Linked DNA regions of Homo sapiens: region 1 is linked to region 2. A link is a contact called in ENCODE Hi-C or POLR2A ChIA-PET data. All regions are on one chromosome and are shown on one strand. Each heading gives the region's core, a stretch centred on a gene start or an enhancer-like site at or near the end of the contact. The rest is flanking DNA. Distances are from core to core; before and after follow the strand shown.

Evidence for each region. Hi-C counts contacts between places; a loop is a spot of excess contacts on that map. ChIA-PET counts read pairs that join two places held with the same protein, here RNA polymerase II (POLR2A). Pooled maps may share reads with other maps.
Region 1: a loop to region 2 is called in a pooled map, with 4 times the contacts of the local background. The contact joins two enhancer-like sites. A Hi-C loop is called at or near these places in 1 of 168 maps with a recorded cell type or tissue (heart right ventricle) and 5 of 50 pooled maps. POLR2A ChIA-PET finds 5 or more read pairs at or near these places in 1 of 52 experiments (H1).

Annotation. Positions count from the first base shown.
Region 1 is chr7:71,609,570-71,614,480 of GRCh38, reverse strand. All of the region lies in intron 6 of GALNT17 (polypeptide N-acetylgalactosaminyltransferase 17), which reads right to left. Among named protein-coding and RNA genes, the nearest start is that of MIR3914-1, 300 kb to the right of the region's middle. Within about 2 kb of position 1,419, at least 6 of the 41 ENCODE cell types and tissues checked have a DNase peak (open chromatin) inside an H3K27ac peak, as active enhancers do.
Region 2 is chr7:71,269,912-71,274,822 of GRCh38, reverse strand. The region is part of intron 1 of GALNT17 (polypeptide N-acetylgalactosaminyltransferase 17); the gene reads right to left. Among named protein-coding and RNA genes, the nearest start is that of MIR3914-2, 35 kb to the left of the region's middle. Within about 2 kb of position 1,847, at least 5 of the 41 ENCODE cell types and tissues checked have a DNase peak (open chromatin) inside an H3K27ac peak, as active enhancers do.

The sequences.
Region 1 (4,911 bases), core at 170-2,669, 340 kb before region 2:
CTTGGCTAATTTTTTGTAGAGATGAGATCTTGCTATGTTACCTAGGCTGATCTGCAACTCCTCAGAAGCATTTCAGATTTTGGATCTTTTCAAATTTGGGGATATTTGCACTGTATTTAACAGGCTGAGCATCCATAATTTGGAAATCTGAAATCCAAAATGTTCCAAAGAGCATTTCTTTGAGTCATATCTGTGCTCAAAAAGTTTCAGATTTTGGAGCATTTTGGATTTCAGATTTTTTGGATTAGAGATACCCAACCTGCTCCCTATGACTTCTTGGCTCTCTCCAGAAGGAAAATTTGGGTTGATCCAACTTAATGTGATCACAAAAGTTTGGGGGATTAGGGCTTTTGTTTTGTTTTGAAATACTAACTTTGTTGGTGACAAGTCTAAACAGTTTTATCATAAAATCCTGCACTATGAGGACTAAAATAAAAAGTAATAGGTCTTGTAGTGAGTGATCCAGATCTGAAACAAATCAGAGTTCTTGACTCTCCATGTTATGAGTTTTTTGTGTGTTTGTTTTAAAGAGACAGGGTCTCACTCTGTCACCCAGGCTGCAATGTAGTGACTCGATCATATCTCACTGCAGCCTTGAAATCCTGGGCTCAAGTGATCCTTTTGCCTCAGCTGGGACTACAGGTGTGCATCACCATGTCCAGCTAACTAAAAAAAAAAAAAAAAAAAATCATAGAGATGGGGTCTCGCTATGTTTCCCAAGCTGGTCTCGAACTCCTGGGCTCAAGTAATCCTCTTGCCTCAGCCTCCCAAAGTGCTGGGATTGAGATTTTATACCTGATTTTTCTGAAATTATGTGTTCTGGAGCCAACAAAGACAGAGGGAGGTTGCTAAAAATACCCAGACATAAGCCTCTGACCAGCAGAGGAGACAGAATGCAATGAACTGGAAAGTCCCTCCAAGCTCTCTATGCTCATTGGTCCTCCCAAAAAGCAGAGGCTACTCATGGAAAGAAGGATTTGGCTGAAACGTCTGCAGAGTGACACTGCTTCCCAGGGCTGCTTAATGCTGACCTTTTGACATTCTCGCCTTTGATTTCCTTAATGTGATTGCTCTGTTTCTTTGCTGTCTGACAAACGGTCAATTCCTGTTTGTCTTCTAATAAATGGGCTGATTAATGCTGGGGGAAAAAGAGACCAACAGAAAATCCTCATTGCCATCTACAAATAACTTCAAAGTAAATCATCTACCTTTTGCTTTCTTCTTTGAACTTTTAAATTTTTATCACATACGAATGTACCATCATTAGCTCTCCCTGGCAGCATCTATCCCTTGATGGAGTAACCGCCTCTCAAAAAAGATCATGCTTTTCTGAACATGCTGTATTTTTGGCTGCAGCCCTGAACTGCTGGGAATGCAATTGCTTTTTAATTGGAACCAACAACCAGTGTTGGCTTGGATTCAGAACTAGCCTCCCCGCATCAGAAACGTCTACTGGAGTCTGGTGATAGGCGAGAGGGGGGCCGTTAACCACCTTCAGGCTGTGAATCCCCAGGGGGAAGCTCTGTTTGTACCTGGTATCTTGGCTGGCTCAGAAAACAGAATTTCCATTTTCTGACCAGATAAAGAAATACTTGTCATTGATGGGGACTGGCAAACCGAAAACCGAATGGTTCATGCAGGGAATTTTCACCCTGCCCAGTTTATGTCTGCATGTGTGAGAATAAACTAGGAGCTTGGATGAAAGGGAACAAAATAATCACAAAGGAAATTTCTAGTGTTTTCCATCAACATGACAGACCAAAATGTCCTTTCCTTTCCAAAGGGAAACAATTGCAGGAATCGGTTCCCTTGTCTTTTGTTACTGAGGGAATAATCAGCATTCTGTAAAGAAACCCATCGCTTCAGGTTCTCATCCTATCAAGCAATTATTTATAATTTACAGCCTATTAATACAACAGCACATCTCATCTACGCTGTGTGCCAAAAAGCTCACACTTAATCAGAATATTAGCACCATGGCTTGCTGAACACAACCTCTTCTTTACGCATTCCTTTAACTAATTTCGACCCAATGCACGAAGAGCGTGGAGCTGGATGCTGGTGGTCCACGTTGCAATGCAGGCAGAGTAATTATGCACAATATAAAATGACAAATATTTAGTGTCTAAAGGTCTATTTCCATATGCCCAATTCTTCAGATGGGGTATGTGGTTGTGCTAGAGTTAGCCACAGTGCAATGTGGGATGAAAATCCAAAGGCATAGAATCCAAATGCAAACAAAAAATCCAAAGCATTCGGGTCAATGTCCTGTTTCTCCTACTCACACTAACTCAAGTGTGACCTCAAATTCCTTTGCTCTCATAGTCTAAGTTTGAAAAAATCTTCTGCACTGGGGGAACATTCCATTTGAATTTAATGTACATTGTCAATACAAACTGAGCAGGGTTTCCAAGAACAAAAAGAACAAAGACATCTATTTTGGCCTGAATGATGCCGATTGCTTCAACCAAGAGATGGCACCAACTTGCACCCAAATTGTGGCTGGGTGGTAAGTGTGTGGATCATCCAAGCTCATCTCCTGTGCTTCTCATTGGAGATTTTCCTCTCCAGATAAGGCGGCCCCTAAGCTGTACCACACACTCCCAATACTCACTTTCTCTCTCTGCTTGAGGTCATTTTCTTCCATCCATCCCTTTACTGACACAATGCTTTCCATTTTGCAACATCAGGGCATCCGAGGTTATTCTACACCATGGTCTTCCGCTTTGTCCAAATTCCTTTAGCATTTTCATGGCACTAGATAATACATAATTTCTCCATTTTCCTAGGAGTTTAATGTGTGCATGCCACCATGCAAGTGCGTGTTTTTTTTGGATGTATGACTGCTCTAGACCGTGACAAGAGTTCTTTGTCATCAAGGAAACATTTATCTTGGATTTGTGTGCTCCAGACCTTCTGCAGGGGCACAGTGAGGAAGAGGAGGAGCAGAGAGATTCCTAAAGGAAGTGGGTCAGGGCACAGAAGCGTATAAGCTATTGGGAAGAAGACAAAGCAACTGATATTTGTTTCTCTGTGATATCACAGGGTCAAATCAAATATAAGCAGAGGAAGAGTCCCAGGATGGAGGGAATGATGACTGGTAACTAAAAGTCAGCTAACACTGGGCTGGATCTTAAAATCCAGTGAGTTGGATGGGGTCCACGTGGAATGGGCCTTGAGTGCCCACCCCAGAGGACAGATTTCAATCAGACAGTAGAGGGATATAACCAATGTTTCTCATGAGGGAACAACAGGACTCTATCTGCCTTAGCAAGAAGAGACAGCTGGAAGATCCCATGGTGGGGAGGAATAATGGTCTCGGGGAAAGAAGGCACTGGAGTAGAGAGTAGGTTTTGCTGCGAGATAATCTGAAGGAGCCCAGGGGAAACCTGTGGATGAATGGGATGTGAAGCATAAAGAAGACAGTGGAGACAAAAGATCAGACAGAAGCTCAGAGGTTATGTGGCCAGTGGACTTTTTTTTTTTTTTTTTGAAATGGAGTCTCGCTCTGTCACCGCTCAGGCTGGAGTGCAGTGGCGTGATCTCGGCTCACTGCAACCTCCGCCTTCCAAATTCAAGGGATTCTCCTGCCTCAGCCTCCTGAGTACCTGGGATTACAGGTACATGCCACCATGCCTGGCTTATTTTTATATTTTTAGTAGAGAAGGGGTTTCACCATGTTGGCCATGCTGGTCTTGAACTCCTGACCTCAGGTGATCCGCTCACCTCAGCCTCCCAAAGTGCAGGCATGAGCCACCGCATCATGCCTTTTTGATGGAGATTGAATATTCCTGATTTCTCCAGAATCTCATGTAATAATAATGACCACATTAAAAGCTGTGTATTTCCCTTTGGACATTATTTTGGCAACATTCCTTGGATTCTGATAAATATTGTTGTCACTGGCAATAATTTTTTAGCAGCCTGTTAGGATATTTTTGGTTTTCTCCTTTGCCCCAGAATGCTGTATTTAGGGAAAATTTTTTATTTTCTTTTAGTGAGAGACAGGGTCTCACTCTGTCACCCAGGCTGGAGTGCAGTAGTATGATCCTAGCTCATTGCAGCCTTGGGTTCAAGTGATCCTGCCACCTCAGCCTCCTGAGTAGCTAGTCCTGAGACTACAGATGTGCACAACCATGCCCAGTTATTTTTTAAAGAGATAGAGTCTTGCTACGTTGCCCAGGTTGGTCTCAAACTCCTGACCTCAAGCGGTCCTCCTACCTTGACTTACCAAAGTTCTGGGATTACAGGTGTGAGTCACCACACCTAGTCATTTAGGACCATTTTAATGGCTAGGATATCTTTCCATCAGGGGTCTTTTTATTTAATTCTATATTATCAATTTTTGATTTTATTATATTGTGATCGGAGAATAAGGTCTGTAAATTTTCTACTTTTTAAGGTCTATGAAAATTTTGCAGCTTAGTAGATCAATTTTTGTGACTGATTCATGGACACAGTTAAAAAGACATTACATTCTCTTTTTGGGAGGTATTAAAGTTCTAAAAAATGTCTATTAATTATATGTGTTCATTCACTCATCATATAATTGATGAATAAATATTTATCGATTGAGCCTAATTATACTTTTCACATCAGCTATATAAATTCTTTCTCTTAAGAATGAATAAAACCTACTAATAGCACAATTAGATAGTTATTAATAATAACTTAGTAATAATTAAGTTATTATTGACTATATGGTGACACCATATACTCATATTATGTACATAGTATATAGTCACACTATATACATATAGTATACATTAAAATAACTTGAAGAATGTAATTGGATTGTCTGTAATTCAAAGGATAAATGCTCAAGGGGGTGGATATCCTATTCTCCATAATGTGATTTTTATGCATTGCATGCCCGTATCAAAGCATCTCATGTACCCCATAAATATATAC
Region 2 (4,911 bases), core at 598-3,097:
GTCTGCCCAGACTCTTCCTGCTGACAGCCTCTGCGGGGTACCTGGACATCCACAGGCTGGTGAGCCTGCACAAACACACAAGAACACAGAGTTGTAGGTACTACTGGTCATGCCAAAATCAGCCAGGGGGCATCTTTTAATGTATTTTGAACTATTTTCATGTGCACTGATGTGGATGGTGTGTTCCAGACCAATGTCTTAGGGGATCTGTGCAAAAGTGAAATACATAAAAAGCAGAATGAGCATTGGGTACAGTGGCTCACATCTGCCAACCCAGCGCTTTTGGAGGCCGTGGAAGAAGGACTGCTTGAGGCCAGGACTTCAAGACTAGCCTGGGCAACATAGCAAGATCCTGCCTCTACAAAAAATTTTAAAATTGGCCAGGTGTGGTGGCGCACACCTGTAGTCCCAGCTACTCAGGAGGCTGAGGCAGGAGGATCACTTGTGCACAAGGAGGTCAAGGCTGCAGTGAGCTATGATCATGCCACTGCACACCAGCCTGGGCAACAGAGAGACCCTATCTCTAAAAACATCCATTTAATACATCAAATAAAAAGCAGAATGTCCCTCAAAATGAGTGGTGTGCTGAAGCCAGCTCCCCCAGAGCCTACTGTTAAATATTTAGGACTTTTGCAAACTAGCTGCCAAATGCTGCTAACTTGAAATCCACCAGAGTAGAAATATGTACACCAGGGAAACAGGCAAAAGCCACAAATGAAGGTTCCCTACCACCACCACCGAACATATGCCCTCGCCCTACCCAGAGGGCTGGTTTACCAGCATAGTACAGCTTGAAATGAACCAGAATATTCTTCAGTGTGGCACATGCTATGCTTAGATGCCAGGCATTTTTCTGTGGGTGCACATCCCTGAAATGAGTCTCTAAAATTAAAACAGGTCAGTGGAAACCTATGATTCACATTCTCTTTCTGTGTGTCTCTCATTCTCTCTCTCTCTCTCTCTCTCTCACACACACACACACATTATCTCATTAGAGAAAAATTTTTGGAAATGCCATGATTGTATTTGACCAACAGTTAAAAGTCAAACTTTTCATGGCTGATCAAAAGAATGCTTAGCCAAAGTCTCTTTATCTCACTCTCTTTTCCTATGTTCTTAAAAGAAACATCTGTTGGCTCTAAAGTACAAATGAGAATTAGGCTCCAAAAACATTGTTTCATACAAACTCTGCAAATAACCTTGTGATGTCTATAGGACAGAAACTGGAGACCACAAACAGGAATACTTCATTGTCTACCTTGATTCAACCATTTGCTGACTTTGCTAACAGAGAAAAGGGAGATAGCAAGAACAACTCAAATCTCCAGACAGACAAAAATACTACATTTTAGCCAAACTTTCACAATAGCTATAACCAGGGAGAAAATAATCTAGCCGATATTTCATTATCTTCCATTTCTCCTGTCAGAACCAACTGGGAATAGCATTGAGCAGTGAAACAAATAGTTCAAGAGGGAAAAGGAGTAATCCACAAACTATATAAACAACTGTTTTTATGTGCAAGAGTTGACAGCGTTTGAAATTGGAGCAAGGTCTACAATAACATTTCAGAGAACTGGTATCAGGGAAATGAGGTGAGTGATTACAAGGGGTTGCCTTAGCCCAAAGAGAATTTTATATTAAAAATCACAAAAGAACATGCAGTTTCTTCTCCAAGCAGTTCTTATGTCATTATCATGGAATTATATGCATATAAAATTGTTAAAAAAACAATAAGATGGATGAAAAACAGTCTTGTCAACCTTCACTGCTAATAACAGGAGTGTTTTTACTTTGGACCTGAGGTTTTAGCTGGCAGCAACTCAAAAGCAATAAAAATGATCGTGCTCTCTTCTTTCTTCTCTGAATTGAACATTTCAACTTTCAAGGCTCTTCTTTGCTCTCCGGTAGGGTGAAAAAGCAGACATGATTAACTCTATATCTTCTACATAACAGGAGAGACAGACATAGAGCTTAAATGATGTGGGGATGTTACAAGAGCAGTAAGTATCAGAGAAGAAATATCATCTCAGGCCTCCTCATGTCATATTGGTCACTGTCTGCCCTGTTACTGTGCCTGCCTCTCACCAAAGGGCATCCAGGCCTTAGGCTGCCAAGCCTCACAGGTTGTTGGCACAAAGTGAATCTAAACAGGGAATCCTGCTGTCGATTGTCTGAAGCGCAGGTTGAAGGGCTGCAGGAGAAAGAGCTTTATGGGAGCAGTAACTGAGGCTGACTTTCCCCCAAGACATTCCTGCCCTTCCATGTACAAAAGCCTGCATGACATCTACACACCTACTAGAATGGCTTAAAAAAATACCTGACAATACCAAGTGTCACCAAGGATGTGGAGCAACCTGAACTCTGCCTGATACATAGCTGTGAGAATGCAAAATAGTAGAGCCACTTTGGAAAACAGGCTGGCGTTTTTTTACAAAGTGAAACATACGCTCACCACATGATACCTGGGAATCCCATTCCTACGTATCTACCCAAGGTAAATGAAAACATATGTTCACATGACTGTATATGAATGTTTAATAGAAGATTTATTCATGATTCCCCCAAACTGGAAACAACCCAAATGTCCATCCATACTTCGGAAATTACTTAACAGTAAAAAAGAAAGAAACTCCCAATACATGGAATAGCATGTATCAAAATCATTCAAGTGAAAGAAGCCAGGCCCCAAAGGTTACATACTGCATGATTCCATTTCCAATGTATGACAGTCTAGAGAAGCAAAACCATAGAAATAGGGGACAACTGGCCACAGTGGCTCATGCCTGTAATCCCAACACTTTGGGAGGCCGAGGCAGGAGGACTGCTTGAGCCCAAGAGTTTGAGATCAGCCTGGCCAACATAGGGAGACCCCATCTCTACAAAAATTAAAAGATTAGCTGGGCATGGTGGCACCCATCTGTGGTCCTAGTTACTCGGGAGGCTGAGGCGGGAGGATCGCTTTAGCCTGGGAGGTCGACGCTGCAGTGAACTGTGATCGTGCCACTGCACTCCAGCCTGGGAGGCAGAGTGAGACCCTGTCCCCACCACTAAATAAAAAAGACAGGAAGAATTAGAGAACAGATCAGTGATTGCTAAGGATGAGTTGGAGACTGACCACAAAATGGGATTATTCTGCATCTTAACTGTGGTGGTAAATCCACAGCTACATATCCATTGCCAACACTCATCAAACTGTACACCCAAAAAGGGTGAATGTTATCGCCTGTAAATTATCCTTTAATAAATCTTAAATAAAAAACCTGAATGAGTGCCAGAGATTTTTTACTTCATTTCCGTGAGCTCAGATTCTTTCAAAAACTGCTCCTAGGCACGTTAGCCAAGGCTGTTTCCTGGACATGAGGTTATCTCAGAACAAACCGGGATGGATGAACAGGCCCAGGGAGCCACGTGGCCACTGGTCAGTGCCACCCCTTTGGGAGCTCTTCTACATCTCTGAGCATCATCACCCTGATGTGGAAAGCAAGGAAAATGCTAGACTGTGCCCCGTGCACCCTAAAGCATGATCATTTCTTGCACTGGAAGGCGCGTGACAGGAATCTGGAGTTGGGGTGTATGGATATGGCCCTAACTATGGGCTATTGTAAAGAAAATATGCAGCACCCAAAAGCAGGAAGTATTGAAAGCAAATGAACTGGCACCAGATCGTGATTCTCAGCTGCTCTAACACATTTGGAATGAGCAAGTCTTTAAATGCTTTTGTCAGCTTGCTTTAGGAATGAAATTTGGTATTATTAACACTATCCCGTATGAAACAATTATATAAGTGTAAATGGAAGATGTGTTTAAAGGGTCATGATGAAATTCCTAGAAAACGCTTTCCCAGTCTTTTTTTTTCTTTTCTTTTCTTCTTTTTTTTTTCTCTGATTAAATAAGGTCAGATAAGATGAGGACAAAACTAAGTCAGCAGGCAGAATTTAAATTACTTAAATTACTTTTCTTTCTTTTTTATTTTTTTTTCCTGCAGCTGAACTTCAGACTGTGGGAGGGAAATGAACAGCTTAAACCAAAGCTAAGCTCTTCTGTTCTGTATCAAATGGCAATTACTCTTCAACTATTTTTTTTCATCCGTCCACTCAGCAAACATCCACCACCTCAAACAAATTTGCTGAAAGAGGCAGAAGAGGGTAAGGGTTTGGAATGCATTTTATAAAAGGAGAATTGCTGAAGCCAAGTGATGCATACATTAAGTCCATTATATTATTCTCTTTACCTTATATATGTTTAGAAAATTCGTTTCTTTTTTTTTTTTTTTTTTTTTTTGGTGGGGTGGGGAGGGTACGTAGTCTCGCACTGTCGCCCAGGCTGGGGCAAAATGGTGCAATCTCGGCTCACTGCAACCTTTGCCTCCCGGGTTCAAATGATTCTCCTGCCTCAGCCTCCAGAGTAGCTAGGATTACAAGCGCCCACCACCACGCCCAGCTAATTTTTGTTATTTTTTTAGTAGAGACGGGGTTTCATCATGTTGGCCAGGCTGGTCTCAATCTCCTGACCTCGTGATCTGCATTCTATAATAAAAAATTGAGAGATAGAGGAGATACAAGGGGGGAGAGTGAGATACCCCAGGGACTAGAAGGTCTGAGTGCAGATCACAGTTCCTCCACATGTGCTGTGCACCCTTCAACACGTTTCTCAATCTCTCTGTGCTTTAGTTGCTTCTCTGTAAAACGGGGCTAAAAATAGTAACTACTCATAAGGTTGCTGGGGGTGAGTAAATGAGTTTAAAGCACATTTATTAAATGTGTAGGGCAGCAGGGAGGTAGGTTTATAAATGAATACTATGTGCTAGACAGAGAGAGAGGTGTCACACACACTCATGAAAATATTTCCTAAAGCCTGTAAATCAGTACAAAGCGTTTCAGAGAGTGTATTAATCTCTCTTCCTGAGTC